Regions from separate parts of the Mus musculus genome. Here regions 2, 3, 4 and 5 are each linked to region 1. The links are chromatin loops, found by intact Hi-C in ENCODE. Cell type or tissue: heart. All regions are shown on one strand. Region 1 holds the start of Abtb2 (ankyrin repeat and BTB (POZ) domain containing 2). Region 2 overlaps Nat10 (N-acetyltransferase 10). Region 3 overlaps Abtb2 (ankyrin repeat and BTB (POZ) domain containing 2). Region 4 overlaps Abtb2 (ankyrin repeat and BTB (POZ) domain containing 2). Region 5 holds the start of Caprin1 (cell cycle associated protein 1).

Region 1 (5,000 bases):
TAAAGGTTACAAGGCCACAGGTGAAGACCCCCACAGGACAACATAAGAAGGAAGGTGAGTCCCTTGTCCTTCTGGTGTTCAGCTACCCAGAAGCACCAGGAAACTTCTCCTCTTGAAGTTTGTTTTTTTGTTTATGAAGACTTTATTATACATGCATGATTGATTAGAATCTTGGCCATTGATTGATCATCAATTTAACCTTCTGTCTTGCCTCACCCCTCTTGTGGGAGGCTGGGGATAGAAGTCAGAAGGTACTAACCCTTTAAAGACTGCTTTATTCTTTCTGGTGACTAATCCCCACCCTGAAACTACCTACAGGTAGCAAGCTCTTACTTAGTCATTGCCATACAAGAATATATTTTCATTTTGGAGATTCCAGGAATTTTAGGGGTTGTATGCAGAAAATGGGGACAGAAACCTAAACACACAGTTCACAGTTTCACACTGCCAATAGACACTGGCTAGTTTATAAAAGTGGTCATCATATACAGAGTGCTAAGTACAGTGACTATTACTGGTATTCTACATTTTATCGTTCTAAATTTTGCTATCCAGAGTATGTTAAGCCACATTGTTCTAAAGTTTAGCTACCATGAGTATGTTAAGCCACGTCTAATTTGACTTTTCTCCCTTTCCAGGATCCACCTGGTCTCCTCCATTACCTGCTTATTTGCCACTGAAAGCTGCACACAAAGTGACCCTTCCAATTGGACCATAAGGTTGGTCCATCTTAAATAATACATGGTGGCCACCCCTGAAGCTGGTGTCAGATAAGCAGTCTGCTGTTGAATGCATGTCGTGCTCTAAACTGCCATAGCAAACGGCAAGTGCTTTGTTTTCACCCTTGGCTCTGAAGCCTTGCAATGCCTTCAGTTGGGGTGCAGCTACCCAGTGCTTAGTTTTCTAGACTCCGCGCCGTGCAGCTGCCCATCCCCCACACTCCATTCCCATAATGCGGTTTACTGAGCCTGTCATCTTTCCTTTCAGGAAAGCCTAAAAGGTTGTGCATTTAATTTAACATGAGGTTTTAATCAAATGCTTACTTGGCTAATGACAGCTGGAAAATTCAGCCCCAGAAGCCAGCGTGTGGCTCTTTCTGGGAAGCAGACTCAAGAGTCTCTGGTTTCCCTCACCTCTGGGCACATAGTATTAAGAGCTGGGAGCTCTCCCTCCACCTCCTGTCAAGAGGCCTGACTATGAGCACCATTAAGCCCAGGGTGCAGCACCAGAAACTGGGCTCTCCATTCTAATCTACCCATCCCATTTATCCAAGGCTCAGGTGTTGAGAGTACAGACCCCTGGGCTGCTTGCTGCCACAGTGCTGAGACAACACCAGAAGAACCACAATCTACCTATGGTGAGGTGAAAATAGACTCCTAGAGATCCAACTAACAGGGAAAACCGTAGCAGGGCAGCAAGACTCACTTTAGAGGGTTCAGGAGTAGTTTGGTCCACGCACCCATTCTCACTCAATTAGTGTACAGTCAACAGAACACTAACCACAACTTTATCCTCAAAAGTTAGACACCTAAAACAACCTTTGACAAGATTTCCACTTAAGAATTCTCCCAGAATTCCGGTGGTTCACTTCACAGCTTGCTCCTAAGAAAATCCACTCCTGGGGTGGCCCACCCAGCCTGTAGGTCAAGGTTCCCTTCACCCACACCCCCCTCGTGCTTACCATTGGCGTTCTTGCCACAGATGAGATGCTCATAGGGTTGCAGGACTCCCCAGAGCTCGGCGTCGTTGTTGATGACCATCTCCAAGGCCTCAGCGGATACCTCTCCACCTCCTGCCCCTCCGCCATCTGGGCTCTGGCTCGCCAGCACCCTGGCCCGGATCTCCTCCACCAGGTTCTCCATGCAAGCCGTTAGCGAGATGGCCGCGTACTCATGGATGCGCACGGAGATGCGAGTGTCCACCATCCAACGGAAGAAGCGGCCCACGGAGAAAGTGAGGCCGCAGCGCGCCGACTTGCCGCGGCGCAGCCCATCCCCAGCGCTCATGCTGTAGAGGGACAACGCCTTGACCGCTGCCAGTGCGCAGCTCTCGGCCAGCGCCCAGCTGTGCACCAGGCGCACCGCACTCTGCACCTCGAAGCGGGTGCACTTAGCGTGCAGCACGCTAAGGCGCTGCGCCTCCCGGGCCACGCGGATGAGCGCCCGGCGGAGGAGTCCGGCCAAGCGTCTCACAGCCTCGGCGGAGAACGAGGGCAGCCTCCGGCCGCCGACGCTTTTGCGGAGCACCCGGGCCACGTCTCCCTCGGTCCAAGGGAACTCCTCCAGCTCCGGGAGCCGCGGGCAGCGGGAGAAGAGGTCGGCCACTTCGGGATCCTCGGGCAGCACTGTGTTCACCGTGTCCCAGCTGTTGTGGCGGCTGTTCATGGAGCCGGAGTAGCACCACCAGGCCGCCCCGCGGTGCTGCTGCGCCGAAGAGTTGAGCGCCTGCGAGTTGGACTTGGAAGACGAAAGGCTGAGCGAGCGGCAGGAGTCGCCGGCCCCATACCCGGAGTCCAAGGTCAAGTCCTCCAGAGTCTTCAATGTGGAGCTGTATGTCCCGGCCATGGGGGAGCCTCCGCGCGCGGCCTCGCCGAGCGAGGGGCTCTCACTGTTCCATGCCCACTTGCCCCGGGGGAAGGGGGCGGAAACCAGCTCTAGGCTCTCGGAGGCGCCCTCCGTGCTCGCCGCGCCGCGCCTCGGGGCCGCAGCATCGCCCGCGCACAGGCCGCGGGAAGGTAGGCGAAGCTCTCAGCCGGCCGGAGCCCGACGCCGTCCGCGTTCAGTCGCGCCGCTGTCAGCGAACGGACTTCCCAGCCCTCCTCCTCTGAACTCGCGCCGCCAGCTCTCAGCTTCCCTTACAGAGCGTCCGGAGAGTCCATCACCACAGAAAGAATCCCGAGAAAACGGGGCGGCCACCGAAGAGCGAGGCGCCCGAGGTCCGTCTGGGACCAGCCGCTGAGAAAGCGCTCCACAAACTTCTACGGGGCGCGGGTTACAGACACAGATAGGTCCTCTGGAGCGGCCCGCATGCAAATACACCCGGGCGGTTCACCAATCATCAGCCACGCCGGGCAAGGGCTATGCCAATGGTTTCCGAGAGGGGCGGGAAATATGCAAATCACCGAGAATGGGGTGTAGCGGGTGGGTATGGCTGAGGGGGTTGGGTGGGGAGAACAAGCGAGCGAGCTGGCAAGGAGGTGGGGCGCAGAGACCCAGAAAGCCGGGGGAACCCGAAAACAGGCCCCAGCGCTGAGGATTAAAAGATAAACGAAAAGGAAAAGCCCCTATGTGCTGTCCCTTTCCCGCCTTCTATGCTTTAGACTTAGGCAGGCAGCTCCTTGTAAAGCTGTGAGCACCCAGCCCAGGGCAGTAGGAAAAGAAAACTGGGAGGAGACCCGACTCACCTTTCTTGTCGACTTTCTACCAAGCCCCTCCTCCTTCTCTTTTGAGAAATGAAAAGCTATTTATGTTTGGAGGGCAGGGGAGCACCTCTGCTTCTCTTCTCAGATCTATCTAGTTTTGTTTATATTGACTTTAGGCTCCAATCGAAACAGACTATCTTAAACTGGGACCTGAAAATAGCCCGGCACTCAGAGGCCTGTGATCACACCCCTGTATCCACTGTTACAGTCCACTGTTTTCCAAGGATTATCTAGGAGGTGGGAGTCCAAACCTAAAGAATGAACGGCTTTCCTCCTACCGGTGTACTATCAGGCGGATCCTTTTTGTCCAAGGTGGGAGGGAGTGCCTGCAAGGAACCAGATGAAAAACGAGGACCTGCGCTGAACACCTCGTGCATGCAGGTGTTCCCTTTTAAGGACTTGCTGGCATGATGTGCGGGTCCGCAGGTCTTCTTCCCCCTCGGGACTCGGTGCCTCCTGGGTACAGTGAATTGCTGTCCTTCCAGTAGCGCCCAGGTGCACCCCAAGCGGCTCGCTAGAGAGCTACTGATTGCATAGATCCACGCCCAGCTCTCGGAGGACCAGCTGCTCCTCCATAACTATTCACACGCACGTGCACAAGCGTGCACCAGCCCCCCTCCAGCAGGACTGCAAAATCAAAGCGCGGATTGTGCACAACGTTCGTCCCAAGTCCTCTTCGCCAGCTCCTGAATAGCTCCTTTGTGCTGTACTTTACAGTTCTGACCTTGGGCCGTGAGTTGGATACGAACTAGAAAAGTCTGGTTTGTCTCTTTCCTTAAATTAATGATCCCTTTCCCCATAAAGCGATTTTTTATTTGGCAGTTTTACTTAATTTTTTCCTTTCCTGGGGTACATGAGACGTTGCCTCCTGATGCCATAGAATTGGAAACAGAGTCAAGGACGGAAGTACTGTGCAAGGCATAAGTCATCAAATTAACAGAGTCACATTTTATAGAGGCGAAATTAGAAGTTAAATTAGAGGTTCAACTTGTCAGAAAACACGAAAAACCGTTTGATGGATTTAATACCCATTATGAGAAATATAATAAAGGAAATATCGTCCTCTAGTGGATATCCAGAGGAAGTAATTTTTTTTTTTCTTTGTTCATTTTCTTCAAAAGGCTGACTGGGAAGGTACATTAACTAAAAAGGTGATTTGGAGTGCTTCTTACACAAAATATGGGATATTTGTATTGGTGTATTTAAATCACATGATGACTTAAAATGTAAAGATAAACATGCCCAATTTGGATATAGATGTGGTTATTCATATCTGTAACCTCAGGACCGAGGAGATAAGCAGGAGGGCTGACTTGAAGCCAGCCTGGGTTTTGACAAAACCCCAAAAAGAGGATAAAAAGAGAAACACACCAAGAATGAAATCCCGGACTTTCATGGGTGTTAAACTGCCCCACAAGGGTCCTAGACAAATAACTGGATTTCTTTAAGAGATAGCAAGAAAATCGAGGGAAGAAAGAGCAGCTCTGTACATTAAACGATACTTAGAAGATACATCAACCATTCACAAGCTATAGAACATACTTAGGTTTTTAATTTAGAAGTTAATTTAAAGCATTGG
Region 2 (5,000 bases), 180 kb before region 1:
ATCATCATGAAAGAGGCAGGCAAATGATTATTGATTATTCCTGTTTTGTTTTCCCTTTTGGTTATGAGGTCTGCTCATGTCTGTATTACTTGCATATTTGTCTTTTTCATGTTACCCTTTCACTTTAGATAAATAATTTAGGATATATTTCAGTCTAGTAATTTTTAATTAGCATTTGGAACTTCTCCCTAAAATTTAAAAAGTAAAATATCATTCAGCAAAGACCGATGAGTTATCACACTTGATCCCTCGGGTGTTTCATCTGAGGAGCTTGGTGTCCTGAAGTGCCTTCCTGACTGCTGGGTCTTCATCTTAGTGCTTCTGCCCTGAGACCCAGACTGGCTCCTCAGGACGACAGGCACAGCTTCCTTCACTCCTTAGATCTCATCGGGGACCCAGGTTTGGCCTGATTGCTAGTGTGGCTCCCATGTAGAAGTTGTTCCCATTTGGTGCCATGTACTTGGCTGTGTGCCAGGCTTGGCAGTGAGCAAGGTTCTTGCTTCAGAGCTCATACTGTATAGCAGTGGGTCTTAACCTGTGGGTCTCATACATGCAGATATCCTGCATATCAGATATTACATTACGATTCATAACAGTAGCAAAATTACAGTGTTATGGTTGGAGGTCACCACAACACGAGCAAGTGTATTACAAGCTCTCAGCATTAGAAAGGCTGAGAGCCCCTCTGCTTTTTAGGATGATTCAGATTCTGGGTGGAGGAAATTAGTTTCTTCCACTAAATCGGTTTAGTGGAAAGAGCTGTGCAGAGCAAAGAAAAAGGAAAGGAAGTCTAGAGGTGTGGGCACATCAGAATGATGCTTCCAGAGACACGGGTAAGGGGGTGAAAGATTGTAGAGCAAAGCCTCCAAGGAGCTGTGAAATGAGTCCCTGGGCAGAATGGTTAGCAGCTGCATAGGCTGAAGGCAGGAGTGTGGGTTGGGTTAGGGTTAGGAACCAGCAAGGAGGCCAGTAGGGCTAGCAGCAAGAAGGAGGTAGGCGTGGGGGATAGACATTACTAAATGCCACTAGGAGAGCTGGTGACAGTGGAAAGAAAGCTTTGTGTGCTTTTAGCACACTGTGGTAGCATCCCAAGCTTATAGAAGGCTCTCTAGCTGCCGAGCTCACTGCAGGCTGTGCTGTGATATGGCTTGAAGCAGGAAGAGTAACTGAAGCTGCTTGCTGTTATGATGGAGTTAGCTGGAACAGGAGAATATGGCTGTGAGCAGAATTAGAGGGCTGTGAGGAATGGCTTGACTGTTTTGAAGGTGTCACCAAAAGGAGGTACTAGAAAGTCAGGGTTGGGTGAGAAAATGGAGGGTATGTTTAACCCAGAGTTGGACAGTTAAACTCCGGTGGGGAGGCTAGTAGGTAGAACTGTTTTACATCAGCTTAACGTCTGAGATGTCTGTGTGTAAATGGATCTTATAGGAATCCTACCTAAGGGTATGACAAGTGTGTGTGTGGGGGGGTGGTCTACAGTGGAGATAGAAACTTGAGAGCTTTGAGGGTACTTTGGGTCTTGACAAAGCTGAGGAGCCGACCAAGGCATGAGAAACATAGGCACCAAGCAGGGCTTTCTGGCCTGTAGGAACTAATACCCTTTTTGTTATCCTCAACGTCAGCCTAACCTCTCCACGACTGGTGATAAGAGCCAACCCCATAGCCTTTCTGGACATTCGCATAATGTTATCTTTGTACAGGCCAAAGCTGTCTTGAAATTCATTGAGGGGATCTCGGAGAAGACTCTAAGGAGTACTGTAGCCCTCACCGCTGCCCGAGGAAGGGGCAAGTCTGCGGCCCTGGGCCTGGCTATCGCTGGAGCAGTGGCATTCGGGTAAGGGTTCCACATGGGAGTGTGCAGGATTTGAGTCAGGCACCTGGTGGAGTTGTCTCTGGTTCCTCATCAGGGCTGTCCACCATGTAACTTCTGTCAGGATCATGGGTATTTGTCTGGAAGCTGCAGCACTGCTCCCCTGGGCCACTAGGAGGCACTGTAGGCAGTACCAGAGCTCTTTTGTTTGCTTCTTAAGTTGAACAGACACAAATGCAAAGAAAACCTCTCATCGTGAGAGTGTCTGACTAGCTTTGGTGATTGCACAAATACAGGTGAAATACATTATGACCTTGGTTGGTGATGGGTCTTATTTGTTTTCAGTAAGGTATTATTTTCTGGCCTGTGTGTGCTTTGCCAACTCAGATGATGGACCTACAACTTTGTCCTCCCTGTGCCGTCTTCCCTGGTGATGCTTACAGAGTCTGTGGGCACTTTGTATGTGGATGAACCAAGGCCCAGGGGATTACCCAAGATCCTCCTGCAGGTTGCTGCTGGCAGAGATTTGGCCTTGGCCCCAGCACCACATAGCTCCATGACTTCATAATTTGGAAACCTCAGCCTAGCTAGTGATGAGTGTGAGGCTGCCCTTCCTGTCAGGATACTGGCTTGGCAGCTGTGTGTGGGTTCTGCATGTGGACAGCTATTCTTGTAGTATGCCTTGACACTGATGAAGTAGCCCTGGGTCAGGGCTTGCTACTAGCACACCGATAACCCATTTGTCTCAGTTTTGCAGAGGTGTGTACTCAGGTCTTGGTTGCTTTTCTCCTCTCCCAAAAAGTGTTCCTCCCTTACCCTGCTGTTGTCTCTGGTTATCATTTGTGTTGACAGAAGCAGCCAAAAATGATTCCTTAATTTTATTTGCTTCTTTAGAATGTTCTAAGTCTCTTAATTTCTAAACCACCTCCCCCATTTTTCTTTTGTTCTGCAGGTATTCCAATATTTTTGTTACCTCCCCAAGCCCGGATAACCTCCACACGCTGTTTGAATTTGTATTTAAAGGATTTGATGCTCTGCAGTATCAGGTAAGAAAGTCGTGTAGACTGTGTGCTTTAGTGCTAGAGTTCTGCCCAGTGGTCTGTGGAATGCTTGCTTTCTCAGTAGTGACTCTGAAACTTGTCATGGGTTTGACTCTTTCTTCACCAGGAGCATCTGGATTATGAGATTGTACAGTCGCTGAACCCCGAGTTTAATAAAGCGGTGATCAGGGTCAATGTGTTCCGAGAGCACAGACAGACTATTCAGGTGAGGCTCATCTCAGACCTGCTCTGCAGGCCAGCCAGGATCGCGCTGTGTGGACCTAGCTGTGTGGGGTTTGCCCATTTGTGTGATTGGTTTGCCCTGCCCAGCAGTGGTGTGTGAGAATGGTGGTGTGTTGCAGATTATCAGCACCAAGTGAGGATGGCATTCAGGTCAACTGTGGGGGAAGTGATGTCACTGGATTGAAAAGTTAAGTTTGTCTCTGACTGTGAAAGGAGTGGGATTGAGAGTGTGCCCAAGAGTGGGAAAGGTGGCTCTCATCAGTTGACGTTTGCTGAGTTACTGTGGGTTTTGAGACCTACATCTGCAGCTGGAACAATCACATCACCATTTCAAAGGAAAAGAGCTTTGCAGAATGTGCTGGGGCTCGTTGTGTTTTGCTGATGTCCTATTTCTCTTTTAAACAACATTTCCTGGAAAGCTCCACAGATCTCTGTAAGCCCAGTTTCTGAAGGCCTCAGTGTTGCTCAGTCTCTGTGAGGCTCATGCGACAGGATTGCAGAGGCACAAGGCTCACTGGCTCTTGCTGGACAGATTCATTGATTGCTTTTGACATTAGATTGGAATGGGAAGTGAGCGAGCCTAGTAAACTTGGCAGTTTATGATCCTTGAATCTTATGCCTGCAGTGGCACTGGGTGGCTCTGTCACGGCATACGAAGGCAGATGGTGACACCACCACTGTTTATGCCTTTCGCCTTTACCCTGGAGTCTCTGTTAGTTTTATTAGATACCCTCCCCCCCCCTTTAAAAATTCTGTGTGTGGGTATTTGACTGCATGTGTGTCTTTGTACCACATACATGTCTGTTGCCCTTTAAGAGCAGAAGAAGGCACGGGATCCCTGGAACTGGAGTTAGAAATAGTTGTGAGCCACCAGTGTGGATGCTCGAAGTGAACCTGGGTCCCATGGAGGAACAGTCAGTGCTCCTTACTGCTGAGCCATCTCTGAAGCCCCTGGGTCTTTTTCTAGTCTCCTCCTTCTGCCCTTTCAGCTCACTGCTGCCTGATTCTCTCAGCTGGGGACAGGGGGGACTGCAGCTAGTGTGGGGTGGGTCTTGGGGCTAGGGCAGGGTATTGGCTCTGAGAAAGTGTGTCCTTCTAGCCTGGAAATTGAGAAGAGTATTGAGTTAAAGCCAGCCTGCTTCCTGGTGGCTGCTTTCTGTAATTTTTTGAAATGCTTATTTAGTTAAGAATCAAGTTGTGGGGTCCCATGAAAGATTTGTGACCAGAAGCAAGTAAGGCAGATCTCCCCCCCCTCCCCCCCGCCCCGTCACCTCCAGATCAGCCCAGTCTTGCTTGCTTTCTTACTAACGCTTCAGACCCGTAGAAAAGCCCCGAGACCAGACTGTGCGTGGCCAGTGTTCCCGCTGGAACCAGCAGTACTGAGGCTGTGCTCTGGCTGTGTTTGTGCCTATGAGCAGGCATGCCATACTGCCCTCCAGCTGCCCGCCTTTCCAGTCTGCATCTGCTTGCCACATCTCTAGACTGAGGCTTGCAGGTCAGGTTGATGTACTTTCAAGTGTCAAATGAGGTGCTACAATTTGTGTTTGTTTTCTAGGACAAGTATAGAATTGCTGAGCTTTAGACCTAGCTGTGTAGCTGTCTAGTTTCCTGGGATTTCCCCAAATTCTCCTTTACAAAATTTGCTACCTTCATATCACTTTTTGGTTTGGGTTTTTAAGTCTCATTCATGCTGGGTACAGTGCAGTAAACTCCTGAGTTTTAGTTTTGTCTTCCAGTTCACTGTCCTCCTGTCTCAGCTCCCTAAGTGTACTGATTACAGGTATGAACCATCACAGCTGTTTTTGTTGCTGCTGTTTGGTTTGGTTTGAGCCAGTCTCCCTGAGTAACCCAGACTGGCCTTAGTTTAATTCACTGTGTAGCCCCAGGCCAGTGTCCGATCCTCCTGC
Region 3 (5,000 bases), 130 kb before region 1:
ATGGAAGATCCCACCAACTGCTCTACACGCAGGCACTGAGGAAAGGAAAGCAAGGTCCCTTTGGTGGCAGGGTATCTTGTCAAGATACCTCAGCTGTGATGTGGTAGACTAAAGCCTTCAACAGTGTGAACTGTAAGTGCCTGGGCTTCAACACTGCAGGCCCCGAGGAAGCGAACACCCACTGGGAAGAAGGCTCCCACAGAGGCCTTGCATCTGTGCCTGCATGCGACCGACACCAGCCTGAGGTTCTCCACTGTGCAGACACTCCTCGCTCTGTGGCTCCTCAGCCTGGCCTGGCCACACTCGCTGGCAGCTGCCTCACCCTCTTTCCTGTTCTGCTGCACCCAACCCCACCCTCCCTCAGGCTCAGTTTCAGCCCCACAAAGCACTCCTGGCCTCACGCTTCATCTGCTGCTCCAGTCTCTGGGCTGCACTGTCATGGCGTAAGACACGGGCCGTGACCCTCCATGGCAGCCTGGCTGTCCCCAGGCTTTTGGATAGGCTTCCAAACCACACAGTATCATTTGGGACATAGTAACTGATCAAACAGAGTCACCCAAACATTCCACAGCGGGTGTGCGCTGCAGTCTTCTGACTGTGCAGGCGCCTTCATAGTTTCTTCTGTAAATCAGGGTTCACCCCAGTATTTCCTGCCCTCTTCCCCTTCATTTTGCTTCTTGGTACTTCTCATCAATGTGCTCTTTCTTTGTTTTCTGTGTTTGCCCTCCTCCTCCTCTTCTTCTTCTTCCTCTTCCTCTTCCTCCTCCTCCTCTTTCTTTTGGTGCTGGAAACTGAACCAGGGGCCTTGCACATGTTAGGCAAATACTCTACCAATGAACTAGATGCTTAGCGTTCAGTTTTATTGTGACAGGAGCTCACTTTGTAGTCCAGACTGGCCCTGAATTCACTATGTAGCTGAAGCTGGCCTTGAACTCCTGATCCTCCTGCTACAGCTGCCGTGTGCTGTTGACTCCAGCTGCACTTGGCCTTAGGTGGTCGATAGGCTTAGGTGCTTGCTTCTTACTCTCGCTTTACCAGTGTCACCCCGAGTCCTGGTTTCTCTGGAGCTTGTGAGTGGCTGGCACACAGTCCCGTTCACATGCCAGTGATTATGTCCCACGGCTTGCTGCCGAGTCTACAGTCCAAGCCTTCACTGGATTCTTCCTCAGCCCGGCCTCATCTAGGATAGCTGCTGGCCTTCCAACCAGGGAAACAGAGCCCACACTACCATAGTTGTCCAGGAGGTTTGGGGGACCCAGACTGGCCACCTGTCAGGATCTTGAGGCCCAGAGCTGACTGAGCAAGCCCCAGTCAGGCTCAGGATACAGGGACTGTGACTGCTTCTCCCACCCTAGCATAGTTCTCTATGCCTGGCCTAGAAGAGTCCGCAGAAGGTACCTGGTCATCCATTGTGTTCACCCCATCCGGGCCCAGGGCCTCGATGGCCTGGCTGATGAGGTCTGTTCTCCCACAGTTGAGCATGCGGAAGCCCAGGTCCTGGTTGAAGCGTTCAGTAGCAGCTCGAGCATCCAGCCTCCGGAAGGAACTGAAGCAGCACTCGGGTCTGCACAGGAGAGACCAAGAGGTGTGTGAGTGTGACTGTGACACACAGCACAGTGGGTCTGGCTGAATTGTGAAGGGGTCAGCTATGGCTGGTCTTGCTCTGGTCTTGCCCTGGGGCAGTGATTCTCAACCTTCCTGATGCGGCCCTTTACAGACTCTCATGTTATGGTGACCCCAACCATAAAATTACTTTCACTGCTACTCCCTAAGTGTAATTTGGCTTACTGTTATGAGTCATAATGTAAACTCTTTGGAGATAGCAAAGTGGTTAGGTGGAGAACCTCTGCCATAGAAAGGACAAAGCTCGGCCTCCTACACATGGACTAATGCAGTGGACTGAGCGCTTGAGATCTGTCAACTGTTGGAACAAATTCTCTGACTCCCTTGAGGAGGAGAAAGCTGACCAGGGCTGGTGCCCGGGCCTGGGCCTTAGCATTTGGCCACTGCATAGTGCTTGCATAAGCAGGCTGACCTTCAGGTGGTGAAGTAGGCATTGCTGCCAATGCCTAGATTTTCCCTTTGTCTCTTCAGGTTGCCCAGTAAAACCCCAAATTATCAAGGACAAGGCAGGAAGAGAATCAGAATCCTATGAACAATCAACTCAACTAAGAACCATTATAGACAAAATCTGTACCTACACAGGGCACACCACAGCATCCTAAAAGCTCCTACCTGAATCTTTGAATTAGGTCAAAGTTTGTAAAATTCATGTCTATAGTATGGTTTGGGCACCGTCAGGAAACAGAAATTCAAGCAGCCCTCAGGCCAGGCCAGGCTAGGGCTGGCCAGCAGGAGCAGGCCCATGAACAGCTTCTGCAGCAGTCCTGTCTACAGGAGGGGTTACTGTGGGAAGGAACATGATGATCTTAAATTTAGGCACCTCTGCAGACAAGCTGCTGTTCCTCTCTGACCTGCAGTCTCTTCATTTGTTACAGGGCACTAGAGCCCTCTTTAAAGTTGTCATGATGGCTGAGATACAGGCACAAGGCAGAAGAGCTCAGCACAGGGTTTGATACAAGAAAACCACAGTGAATGAAAGAGCCTCCCCAGCCAGGACCCCAAACTCGCACTCCATGTGCACTCCAGCCCAAAGTCAAAGGTGTGTATGTGCTGGGTAGCACTACAGCAATTACAGACAAAGCCTAGAACAAACCTCTTCCCCCACTTGGCTATGGGGGATATGAACTTTTGAACGATACTTAATGTAACTCAGGTGCCCTACAGCCTTGCTCTGATGCCCACCCAGCCACTAGAAGAAGCAGATAGCAGAGAGGTGTTATAGGTGATGGGACAGAGAAGTTGTACCCCTCCCCACTTCTTTTGGGCTCCATACTTGAGTTGCCGGGGCTCACAGTCCAGGCCTGGCAGCAGTAGCCGGGCTGCCTGCCGGATATCGCCACTGTCCACAGTGGGGCTGCGACGGTGTTCTGCATAGGTGATTGCAACCCGCATCCACTCCATCAGCGGTGGCAGCAGCATGAAGGGCCTGTGGGGAAGCAGAGAGAGGTCAGGTCTGGGTGCAGTGTTCCCTGCACACAGAAGGGGGCCCCTTAGCACACAGTCTCAGAAAGTAGCCTTGCAAGACGCGCTGCTTTATCCATGAAAGGACAGTGCCAATACTACCTCTCTCCACCCAACCTCTCAGGCCTACTATAACAGCCCCTAGAACTCTATTCCAGCATGGCGTGTGTCCCATCATCCCGAATGGCCTAAGGCCAGGAACGATGCCTTTCTCATTTCTTAGCACAGGGCCTGACCCAACAGGTTTTCTGTTGAGAATTGGTTCTAATGCTTTGTCTTATTTCAGCTCCTAAAAGCCGTGCTTCTGGACCTGAGGGCCCCTGCCTCCAGCTGGCTTTGATTGATAGTAAAGAATTGCCACACAGCTAACGGCTGGGCATAAAGACTGAGGCGGGACTTTTAGATTGTGCAGGAAAGGGACCAAAGAGGAGAATCCTCATGACTTGGAGGGAGAGGGGTCAGATTTAAGAGCAGCAGAAGAAAACCATCCAGCAATGTAGTTGGAAAGGGAAAGTGACCTTATTGGGGGTTGGGGGACACTGCCCAGAAGGTAACAGGGCAGCAAAGATAAAACATAGATCTAGAAGATGTTAAGCCAGGAACACAGGAGGGAAGTGTATGCTAGTCGCAGGGAGGATTAGAAGTGCCCAGCTACAGAGCTAGTCAAGGCTTATCAAAGTCAGCTGGCATGTGTTCTTCCATTCATGAATCCAGAGGGCTCCTGGGCAGGTGCAGCATGCATGCAACCCACCGGAGTCAAAGCAGTTAACTAATTCACCGCTACAGTTTTCAATAAATGTTTGTTGACAGACTAAAACCATGAATTAGCACCTGTTACTTAGCATTAACAGATGCAGGTTTTTACACGGACCAAGTCATGTTTCTGCTGAGAAAAGAATGACATCAATCTATGACACCTGAAGCCAAGGGTGGTGGCATATATCTGTAAGCCCTGCACTTGAGAGATGAAGGCAGGAGTTCAAGGCCACCCTTGACTATAAATCGAGTTTGAGGCTAGCCTAGGCTACAGGAGTCTTGTCTCAAAAAATAATAATGATGATGATGTGTCTCGTTTTCAAGGGCATGGTGTTGATTCATATAGGAAGTGGGACTATTTGGGGAAACTTGTGTAATCTAGAAAGAAAAAAATGACCATTCATGAATTATCACTTTCTGCAAGATCCACCCTGATTATTATCCATTTGAAACCCCCTCAAATACCTGTAAAATTTCCGACTCTTACAAGGCTGGAGGGCAGTACAGAGGGACTTCCACAGATGTCCTTAGCCCTTAGCCCAAGAGAAGGTTTTGTTTAAATCATTACACTGAAAACTGGTTGTTCATGATTTTCTATTTGTACAGCAAAGAGCAGAGTGTGGCCATTAAACCGTGTGTGTGTGTGTGTGTGTGTGTGTGTCTCACTATGTAACCCAGGTGGCCTAACTTGTGTTTCTCTTGCCTCAGCCTCCTGAATTCTGGGACTGCAGGCATTGCCAAGCCCTGCTATGGTATGAAACCTCTAACTGGGCATTTCCCAGATCCTCTAAAGCAGCGACTCTCCATCTTCTTAACGCTGCCTCCCTTTAATACAGGTGACTCCCAACCATTAAGTTATTTTTGTTGCTACTTCATAACTGTGATTTTGCTACTGTTATGAATTGTAATATAAGTATTTTTGGAGATAGAGGGTTGCCAGAAGGTTGTGACCCACAGGAGGGGAACCGCTGCTCTAAGCTCCAAGGGGATGTTCGGGAAGCACACGTCCTTGTCGGGTGGTATCCTTACTCGTCCTCCTCCTCCCTTGGTGCCCCATCAGCTCACTGGGTAGAGAATGCAGTAGGGGTAGAGTTCTTCTCTCTTCGTAGAGCATGCTTGTATCTAGACTCTCTTTCCCTTGTGTGCTAGAGGCCGAGACA
Region 4 (5,000 bases), 150 kb before region 1:
CCAGCACACGGCTTTCTGGAGGCACACGCTGCCTCACTGCAGACCTGTCCCGACACTGAGGCTGGGTCAGCAGGACCTCTCCTGCTCCTCCCTTCTATGTCTGCCTGCGGCAGGTCTGCTGTCCTCAGCGTCCCAGGAAAGGCTTAGGTAGGCTGCAACATCTGAGCCCCAGATGCCTTTTGGTTGCCTCTTCATTTGGGAGAGACTATCGAGAAAGACTCTTACTACAAAAATGAGGGGAGAGAGAATATTTTTAATAAATGATGTCTTGGAAGGACCATTTGCCTGCAGTGCCTATAAAATCGGTTATAACAAAGTAATGTGGCTTTACCTTGGGGGATCACAAGTAGTAGTGAAGGCACCCACATCCCCCAGCCATGAGGAACAGTGGGTGAAAAAGAGCAGGTGCTGCTTAGACCAGTGCCTGACTTACAACAGTGGACCCAGTCTGCATTTCCATTGCTCTCCAGGTCTAACCACAGGTGCTGCTCAGTGATAGTGGCTCCAGGATGATGGAATGACGCGGGCCTGGCCATATTCTAGAATAAGCCCGAGCTGGCCAGACTCACGTGGGTTACACAGCCTGTGCTTTGCAGTTGGAGGTGCTCACAAAGTAATAACTGTCTTTGGGCTTCTCAACCTGACCAGGATGGCCACTGTGTGCAGTCAAGGTCCTTTTCAAACCATGTCCTCCTGCACAGGTCTCAGTGTGTTGTCTCTCCTTCAAACCTGAAAGGGCATGCCTCCTTCAGACCTCACCATCTGGCCCCCAGATGGTGAGGCTCTTCTGTCTCAGGAGAAGTCACATTCAAAGTGAAGTCAGATGGGCCAGCTCTGCATAGGTTACCAGGATGGGGAACAAAGGGGGTTCCTTCATGGTCTCCTCACCCCTAAGCTATAAGGGGCTAGTGTCAACCTGTTCTCACTGCTCATCTGGTCTTGACAATCCCAGAGGATGCTGGAGTGACCAACTGCGTGTGTGCACCGAGGCTGGGAGAAGGGGGCACGATCTCTGGGAACTTTCTGGTTTGCCAATCCTTTGTCTACATAGGGGACTCTTATGAAGAAAGGAACTCTTGTTTAGTGTAGAGAGCACAGCATCAGGAGAGACTGGAAGGAACCAGGGAAGGCCAGAAGCCTTAGTGCCTAGTGTTTACCTTGGTGGCCCTGGACTAACCCTGGTGGCTTCCAAGTTGCTACAGGGGTCTCAGACCCTAGCCCTGATGTATAACTGCCTTGTCTGCTGTCCTTGGGTTCATTGCTAATACATCCAGCCTTTGTGACCCAAGGACTCCTATAAGAAGTCAACTTTGAGCAAAATCTTTCTGGCATATGCAATAGTGTCTGGGTTTGGTGGCTGATTATGGGATGGATCCCCGGTGGGGTAGTCTCTAGATGGTCCATCCTTTCGTCTTAGCTCCAAGCTTTGTCTCTGTAACTCCTTCCATGGGTATTTTGTTCCCTATTCTAAGGAGGAATGAAGTATCCACACGTTGGTCTTCCAGAGCTCGTGTCTCTAGCTGCATATGTATCAGAAGATGGCCTAGTCGGCCATCATTGGGAAGAGAGGCCCCTAGGTCTTGCGAACTTTATATGCCCCAGTACAGGGGAAACACCAGGGCCAAGAAGTGGGAGTGAGTGGGTGGGTGGGGGCGGGGGAGGGTATAGGGAGCTTTTTTGAAATGTAAATAAAGACAATACTAATTAAAAAAAAAAGTCAACTTTGTTCTTGTCTAGCTGCTAGTAGCAACAGCCTGACAGCTTAGAAGTGGCTCGCATGATCTTGAGTTGCTGCCCTGGGCTAACTGATCAAACACCCCTGTTGCTATAAGTGTTAGGTCCTAGGAAAAGTTAGCTTTCCCCCCACAGAAGTGTGTGTGTGTGTGTGTGTGTGTGTGTGTGTGTGTGTGTGTTTGTGAGAGTGTGTGTGTGTGTGTGTGTGTGTGTGTGTGTGTGTGTGCGTGTGTGCGCGCACGCGCAGGCCAGAGGACACCGGGTCTCCTGCTCCTGTCATTCTCCACTTTATTCCCTTGAGAGAGGGTCTCTTACTGAACTGGAGCCAGGCTGGCAGCCAGCAAGCCCCACAGTGACCCTGACTCTGGCCCCCACAGTCCTGGCTGGGGCTGCATGTGCTTACACCGAGTTTTTCACATAAGTACCCTTATATGTTTTAAAAAATTTTAAAAATGATTAAATATTTGTTTAAAAGTACCTGTTTAATATGAGCCTAGGGGGCTAACTCCTCATCTAATCCTAACACCTGCGGAGGAACAGGTTGGAGCCAGTTGTAAACTGACTTGCCTTTTCAGCTAGGAACAGCTCTGCTGGAGGTGGAGTGGTCAGACACAAACCCTTAAAGGGCAGACACTCTCTGCTGCTTCACATGGTGGTACTGAGGACTGCATCTCCTTCCTGTGGCCCCCAGAGGGCACTGTGGGGCGTGAAAGACAGGGCCTCAGTGGAAGAGAATATGCACAGGATGTCCTCACTGCTGAGTCCAGAGCCCCAGAGTGAAGTTCAAGCCATTCTGCCGGCCCTCTACCCAAAAAGAGCTAGGAAACGGGCCTCTCTGGTTTCTGGAGTCTCTACATTCTTTTCCAGGATGCTACTTAAATGGTAGCCACTCCCACTGATCTTAACAAGAACTAGGGGTAGGAGGGTGGTATATTTACCAGATTCCTAGCCCAGGCTGCCCTTCAGTGCCTGCTCCTGCATCTCCCTGGTGCTTCTCGGCAGGCCACGCAGTGTAGAGCTGGCACAGGTGTGTAAACCTCAGGACCTTCCTCATCTCAGCCTGACGGAGGGGCCTGGGCCATAAGGCCAGAGAAAGCCATAGGTGGGCCTCCTCCCCACTGAGAGTCCTGCTCTGTCTAGCCCATTGGCACATCAAATTTTCATGCGCCTCATTTCCCAGGTGAAGAAATTGGCCAATCTGAGGACAGAGTCAGAGTGATACCAGACAGGTGAGTGGCAAGGTATATGGTAGCTCTGCTGTGGGGTTTTCCTGCCCAGTGGGACAGACTCAGCTCTGGGTTCTCCATGGTCCAGCGGGGCTCTTCTGCAACTCTGAACTCCTAGGCAATCTTCTTTTACCAGGAGCAGATGCCAATGCCAATGTTAATGAGTGTTTATTGTTGATAAAACCATAGCACATTTACAGTAAGTAACAACATTAAGGTATAGTTACAGTATTATACAATATTACAGCAATAAAATACCATTCATTCCTTTGTACATCCCGCACAAGCAGCAAGTTGAAAATATCTTTCCAGGATTGCAAGCCCTGGGGGCTTCTGATGAATAAATAGTTTCTAAGGTAGCTGTTCTTGATGCTGTCCCAGCATCTGTCCACAAACAGGCCAGAGGATGGGGAGCCAAGACTGAGGACAGGATGGGAGGGGACATAGCTTCTCTTCCACCGAGGCCTTGTCCTTCATGCCCCAGAGTCACAGATCCCAGGTGACAAGTGTGCTCTTGCACCCCTGTCCTAACTGGAAGGCACTCTGCTGCCTCAGCCTGCAGACACATTAGAGCTAGGCCCGACCTAGAACCAACCTCTTCACTTTGGCTGCCAGTTGTAGCAGCAAGAGCGGAAGTCCTTGAGTTCCTGTACTGTAGCCCATCATCAGCTCGGAAGCTCTGAGCTCAGACTCCTAACATAGTAGTCTCGTGGGGCAGGCGACTAGAGGTCCAGTCTTCACAGACAGGGGCCACCTCACCAGCCCTTTCAAAGGCACAGCTTGGAGGACAGGATTTGGAAACCCTTTCTTCTCTGTTTAGGAAAACAAAGCATACCAGCTACTGCATCCAGTGGCCTGGGGCTCAGGATCCATTTTCTACATTCATAAGAATGCCCATGCCCCTAACAGTCCAGCCAGGATGGCGAGAGCTGGAGCTGAGGTGAGCTTGCTGCTGAGCCACTGGAGGGGAGAGGGCACAGGGTGGCCCTCAAGGTGCAACTATGTTACACCCCCTTGCCAGTTACTGGTTGAGCAACAGTGAAGTGGACTCTGTTCACCCAAGGGTCGGTCAACACCACAGATGATTGGTTATCTAGGGGAAGAGCAGGAAGTACCCCTAAAGCCTACAAGCCTCCTTCCACTGGGGGTGTCACTGGTGGTTTCTGGCCTTAACAGACCTTTGCACGCCCTCAGATAACAGTCCCCCTCCATCCTGCCTCACACCCGGGAGGTGACGTAGACAGAATGCACTCGCTCTGCTAGGGTGCTCTGCAGATCCTGCAGTGGGTCCAGGCCCTGGACTTTGCTGCTTCGGCCATAGATGAGCTGCCGGAAGGCATCCTGCTCTAGCAGGGCCTTCATGTGCTTGAGGAAGAAGCCTTCACAGAAGAGGGCCAGCTCCGGGGCGTTGTGGATCTGCAGGTAGAGAGGGAAGTGAGGCCCGTGGCCTTCCTATAGCCTTCTCCATCCCCAAACCTGCCCTAACCGACTCACCCACTCACAATAGGGCTCAGCTTAAACCTGGGGAGATGTCCCGGTCTGTCTCTTGAAGCCACCTCCCCTGTGTGAGTACCTCCTGGGAGTACCTGGTTCAAGTCTCAGTTGTGTCACCAAGAACACTAATGAGTCCCTGGCCCCTTCCCTTCCCCTCCCCTATGTTACATGATAGCTATTGAACAGCTCTTTTCCTAAGGGCAGTGACTACACACGGCCCAGCACAAGGCTCACGAGCATCATGGGCGATGCTCCAAAGCCATGCTAATGCAGAAAGTATCAAGCATTCACTTCCAGTCTGTCTCTGAGCAGGGCATGGAGGTCCCTCTCAGACTCTCCTGGAGCTAACATGCAGGAGGATAAAACCTGAGAAATTAATGAGACCAGCCAGGTGACTACAGGTGGACAGTAAAAGCTGGGAATGCCTGAGGCCTGGGGACATGATCTGATGAAGACATGGGACTGGTTGGTCCTGGGAAGTGCTTTACAGAAAGGGGGAGGGTTGTCCCAGGAGAGTGGGATGCTGTGAGTCTTGTCAAGCTTGCT
Region 5 (5,000 bases), 230 kb before region 1:
TGCTCTACAGTTACAATGTACAATGAATCCGCCTGCCTGCATTGCTTCTGCTTCACTGTACTACAGTGGGCTGGCTCATTCCCACAGTCTGTTCCTTGGTCTCTCGGCTTCTGGTTTTATTTTAGCCTCTCATCTCTAGTACACATTTCTTGACAACTCTTTATACAGCAGTAAGGGTGGTTTTAAAAATTTACTTTTTGGCTTTCTGAGACTGGGTTTCTCTGTGTAATAGCCCTGGCTGTCCTGGAACTCTCTGGGTAGACCAGGCTGGCCTCAAACTCAGAGATCCACCTGCCTCCCCAGTGCTGGGATTAAAGGCCTGCACTGCCATGACAGTAAGAGTGATTTAAACCACATTTGATGAAATTAACATTCCCTATGTCACTCAGCAAATATCGAAGCCAGGCCCCTTTATGGCTTTCTTTTTTATTTTTGGTTTTTCGAGACAGGGTTTCTCTGTGCAGCCCTGGCTGTCCTGGAACTTACTCTGTAGACCAGGTTGGCCTTGAATTCAGAATATCTGCCTGCCTCTGCCTCCCAAGTGCTGGGATTAAAGGTGTGCGCCACCACTGCCCGGCTTATGGCTTTCTTTCTTACTCTTTCTAGCCACTGTGAAACACATTAAGGTTTTGCCATATTCTCCTATGTCACTCTTGTTCAGTCTGGAACTTACTAGGTAGACTAGGCTAGTCTAGTAGTCTTGAGCTTAAGAGGCCTGCCTGTCTCTGCCTCTCCAGTGCTTGGATTAAAGGCAGGAGCACTAACCAAGCTCCTCTCAGATCTTGCTCAATGGTGTTTCTTTTACTAGAAAGGTCCTCCTCTAAGCTCTCTTTGCTTCCTCCAGTCCTGGCTCAGAAGTACCCAGGAAGGTTTTCATTCCCCATCACCTTTTTTTCTTCCTTTGGTTTGTTATTTTTGTGCATACCTCCCAATACAAACACTGTGAAAAAAAAAAAGCTGTTTTGTTCACCATCTCTAGCACTGCAGATTTCCTAGCATGCCATAAGGTGCTCGATAAATACTTAAAAGCACAGATTACAGACTTTACAGTTAAGTGGAGTGAGTATCTCAAGGCCACGGGGTGCTGCTGTTTCTCCAGGCTCCCTCAGGATATACTGGTGCCAGCCAGTGTTAGTCATTTTAATTCTTTGATAGAACCCTCTTCTAAATTTCCTTTTCATGGATTTTAAATTATAAATTGGTCATTTACTGCTCTCATACATCATGTTGCTGAATTTTCCACGGATCATATTCCTTTTAGTACCTTTCTCTAGATCACTCATTTTTTCCTTTTACTCGTTATCCACCCTCTTTGACCACCCCCCCGCCCCCCAAATAATTCTCCTGGACAAAAAAGTGCCCCCCTCGCACCCCCTCCCGGCATCTTGCATAGTCTTTAAAGTTTTGGGTAAAATCTTAAACAAATCGGGTAAAGATAAGTAATTCCTGATAGGGCGTACTTATCTATCTCAGGGTAGGAGAAGACGGGTTTTTAACATGACTGGGGTAATTAAGGAGATCAAAAAGCCATGAAGGATGTTCATTCTCCATGCCTAGGTTATTGTATAATTATTATGTGGCAAGTTGCCTTTTCTCAGACCTTTTAGGGTGAGTTTGCATGCTCTCCATACAGAAGGAATTCTAGAAGCTGGGATTGCACCACCCACCCCACGCACCCCTTACTTGCAGAAACCTTTGCCCCTCCAACCCCCACTCCCACCAAATAAGGGCTCTACAAGGGGCAGTCCTCAGCTCCAGAGCCTGAGGCTTGACACCCATTGTCCCCGTTAGGATGTCAAGAGATTTCGCCTGAAGGACCCCAGCTTAGGTTTCACTCAAAACTCAAGGATCTGGGATAACGGTCTCCGTGAGGGTACTTTCCAGATATGCAAAGGGACAGGAACCTGGCGCCGAGGACACGGCCCGACGGGAGGCGCGGTCCGGTGACCTTTTTTCGACAGGCATTCCAGTCGGGCAGCCTCACCGGCTTGAAGGCCCTCGCTCCCTATTGCTCCCGCCCCCCCTCGTTGCAGAGCGCTGGCTGGCTAAGTCCCTCCCGCGCCGGCTCTTGTCCCACTAGGAGCAGCTCAGAGCCGCGGGGACAGGGCGAAGCGGCCTGCGCCCACGGAGCGCACGTCTCTGTTCTCAACGCAGCACCACCCTTGCCCCCCTCGGCTGCCCACTCCAGACGTCCAGCGGCTCCGCGCGCGCACGGTGAGCGCCATCCCGGATCAAAGGCGCCGAAGGGGAAGAAGGCCGCTGTACCTGGGTGTCCTTTTTACCTTCGGAGCGGTCCGAGCGGCTGGGAGGGCTCGCTCAGGGCCTCCCCACCCCCACCCCCAACCCGGTCACTCCAAGTGCCCTTCTCCACCCCTGGCCCTGACCTTTGTCCCTCTCGTTCTCGCAAGGCAACGGGTGCCACTTGCCCCGATGGGGACCGTTGCCCTGGCGGTTGACGGCGGCCGTGCCAGGCCCCGCCCCCGGCGCGAGCTTGGTGCCCCGGGGAGGGGGGAGGGGCGGGCGGCCCGGCGCCCCGCTGGCGGGTCGCGCGCGTGCCCGTGGGCCCCTTCCTGCCGGCGGCGCGCGCCGCCCCCTCCCCCCACCGCGCGCGCGCGTAGCCGCCTGCCCGCCCGCCCGCTGCGCGTTTTGTCCCGCGTCTCTCCCCGTCCGTCTCCTGACTTGCTGGTCTTGTCCTTCCCTCCCGCTTTTTTCCTCTCCTCTCTTCTCGGTCTAAAGATGCCCTCGGCCACCAGCCACAGCGGAAGCGGCAGCAAATCGTCGGGACCGCCGCCGCCGTCCGGTTCCTCCGGGAGTGAGGCGGCGGCCGGGGCAGCTGCGCCGGCTTCTCAGCATCCGGCAACCGGCACCGGCGCCGTCCAGACCGAGGCCATGAAGCAGATTCTCGGCGTAATCGACAAGAAACTTCGGAACCTGGAGAAGAAAAAGGTGCGAGGAGTTAGTGGAGAGGGAGGGCTCGTGGCTCCAGCCCTACACCGGTCCCGGCGGTGGATGGTGCTCCTTGCCCAGAAAACGGGCGCCTCGGGGAGGTGCCTGTCACCTGACCCCAACGCGGCGCTGCCTCTAGGCCTCGGTTACTCACATCAGGCTGAGCGGGGCCTTTCCGCCTGGTGACCGGTTGCTTGGGTGGTGGGCCCGTTGCTGGGTATGCTCCCAAACTGAGGCCTGACTTTTGAAGGAGGCCAAGGGGAAGAAACAGTGTGCCCGGCCCGATTGCTCGTGGAGTTGAGCGGTCCATGCCTTGTAACTGTGGCGTTTGCCTTTGGTACCTAGGCTGGGGGCTGGTGGAATGGCTCTCTTCCCAAGAAAAGATATGTGTCTAGACCTGAACTAGGGTTGCAGTCCCGTCAAGTCCTAGTTAAGCGGGCCTTTGCTTGGGTACCCCCGCCCCCTTCCGATGGGCTCCCTACGTTTCCCCCTTTGTTTCGATTGTCTGGGTGCTTGGAACCTCACGCCCAGCCTAGTCACGAGGTAGTTTTTAAATGAGTGTTTTTTGTTGTTGTTTTTTGCCATGACCTTTTCTTTTTAATTTATTATTTTTTACCGCTTCAGCATTCTAAAGGGTCAGGGAGATTTCCTTGATCTTTCGGAGGTGGATCTAGTTTAGACTGGAGACTGCCTCTGGGTCTCTGGGCACATGGAGTGTCTAACATGGCGGCGGCTGCGGGAGAGGGAAGCGCTGTACAGGAGCTGCATTGTGAGCACAAAGCGAAAGCAGAGGGGGAGGGCAGAGACCAGGCAGCAGCCCCGCCTAGCCCCCCCTCCCAAAAAGTCGAGCCACACCCACACTGTTTTGGCTTTAATATTTAGCCATTCTGGACCATACTGTTAGATTACTTAAACCGGCTTTTTTGTTTTATGCGTTTAGTGTAGGACCGTATACCAACACAGTTTAGAGGAAGAGTCTGGGTAGAAGTAAATTTCTACCCTGATTAAGAAAAGTAGTGGAAAGGGACAAACATGGGGTGGTAGAGTGAAAATGGAGGCAATTTACCTGGAACTGTTATTCTAACTTGCCCTTTTACATTAAGTATAATGTAACTTTTGATAACTTATGCCTGCCGGGGCATATTTTAAAATTTTGAAAAATTCCCATGAAGATGTTTAGTTAGTTGTTTAACTAGTTAGAGGAGATTAGTGAGATAGGATATTGGCTAAAAATCTGAGCTGTAGGAGGTAAGTTGGAAAAATCCAGGCTATTTACATCTTAATCTTGTGGTTTATCTGCTGATTTCCCATTTTTAGTAGTGAGTTTGAAACATTCACCTTTGTACTTTTTCTGTTTCAGTGTTGAAGAGTGGCCATATTACTAAAACTTCCCAGACTTTATTTGAAATTGTGAATATACATGAACAAGATATGAAACTTTAGCTATTTTGATAAGAAATTTTAATGTATTAAATTATTAAATAGTGAAAAGAGGAAATATTAAAATAGTGAAAGCACTGTAAGCTACATTCAAATATGGAATTTCATGCCAGCATTTCCTTTTTTTTTCTTTTTTTTCTTTTTGAGACAGGGTTTCTCTGTGTACCCCTGGCTGTCCTGGAACTCACTCTGAAGACCAGGCTGGCGCCTCTAACTCAGAAATCCTCCTGCCTCTGCCTCCCAAGTGCTGGGACTAAAGGCTTGCGCCACCACACCCTGCTAGCATTTTCTGATACTTGCGTGTGTTTGGTACCCTGTGTGAAATTGAGTTTAACTTGGGTATCTTTAAATTTTCCTAATGCAATAAAGCAGTGTTGTTAGGCTGTTGCTCCAAACGGTTTAATTTTTGGAATTTCTGGGAACTCAGTTTCTTGTAGAATAGGATCCGACATGAGCTTTAATGATTTGAGGTATCAATGTTAGTGGTTGCAAATTCTTCAAATATGTTTATTAAAGAGCAATGTTGAGTAGCAGTCATTATATTTGTGAGGTGACAGATTGAAGTGTTTAAGGGCATTTTAAAACAAGACACAGAAAATGAGGTTATCCCCATG

What was found. Peaks named below come from ENCODE experiments on the same cell type or tissue, not always from the same donor. Only the 100,000 strongest peaks of a DNase experiment are listed, where the experiment ranks them.
Region 2: it touches region 1 in a loop (6-fold over the local background); 13 of 42 quality-filtered maps call a loop at or near these places.
Region 3: a loop joins it to region 1, with 3 times the contacts of the local background. A loop is called at or near these places in 35 of 42 quality-filtered maps.
Region 4: a loop joins it to region 1, with 7 times the contacts of the local background. A loop is called at or near these places in 38 of 42 quality-filtered maps.
Region 5: it touches region 1 in a loop (4-fold over the local background); 2 of 42 quality-filtered maps call a loop at or near these places.

What each region holds. Positions count from the first base shown.
Region 1 is chr2:103,564,291-103,569,290 of GRCm38, reverse strand. Abtb2 (ankyrin repeat and BTB (POZ) domain containing 2) reads right to left here and starts at 2,981. Exons shown (of 17, transcript NM_178890.3): 1 at 1,682-2,981. The coding sequence starts at 2,564. In heart, CTCF peaks have their summits at 2,398 and 3,084; DNase peaks (open chromatin) are centred at 1,860, 2,530, 3,050 and 3,760; H3K4me3 peaks cover 4,453 bases; H3K27ac peaks cover 3,352 bases.
Region 2 is chr2:103,741,120-103,746,119 of GRCm38, reverse strand. It overlaps Nat10 (N-acetyltransferase 10), which reads left to right. Exons shown (of 29, transcript NM_153126.3): 9 at 1,701-1,834; 10 at 2,763-2,856; 11 at 2,978-3,076. Among named protein-coding and RNA genes, the nearest start is that of Nat10, 18 kb to the left of the region's middle. In heart, a CTCF peak has its summit at 1,980 (motif pointing right); a DNase peak (open chromatin) is centred at 2,409.
Region 3 is chr2:103,698,820-103,703,819 of GRCm38, reverse strand. It overlaps Abtb2 (ankyrin repeat and BTB (POZ) domain containing 2), which reads right to left. Exons shown (of 17, transcript NM_178890.3): 4 at 2,897-3,049; 5 at 1,399-1,564. Among named protein-coding and RNA genes, the nearest start is that of Nat10, 60 kb to the left of the region's middle. In heart, a CTCF peak has its summit at 3,095; a DNase peak (open chromatin) is centred at 1,126.
Region 4 is chr2:103,716,536-103,721,535 of GRCm38, reverse strand. Abtb2 (ankyrin repeat and BTB (POZ) domain containing 2) reads right to left here. Exons shown (of 17, transcript NM_178890.3): 17 at 3,113-4,376. The coding sequence ends at 4,179. Nat10 (N-acetyltransferase 10) reads left to right here. Exons shown (of 29, transcript NM_153126.3): 29 at 1-278. Among named protein-coding and RNA genes, the nearest start is that of Nat10, 42 kb to the left of the region's middle. In heart, a CTCF peak has its summit at 2,410 (motif pointing right); a DNase peak (open chromatin) is centred at 2,415.
Region 5 is chr2:103,794,677-103,799,676 of GRCm38, reverse strand. It overlaps Caprin1 (cell cycle associated protein 1), which reads left to right and starts at 2,037. Exons shown (of 19, transcript NM_016739.3): 1 at 2,037-2,214; 2 at 2,737-2,946. The coding sequence starts at 2,737. In heart, CTCF peaks have their summits at 2,195 and 2,396; DNase peaks (open chromatin) are centred at 2,036, 2,466, 3,196 and 3,706; H3K4me3 peaks cover 3,927 bases; H3K27ac peaks cover 3,431 bases.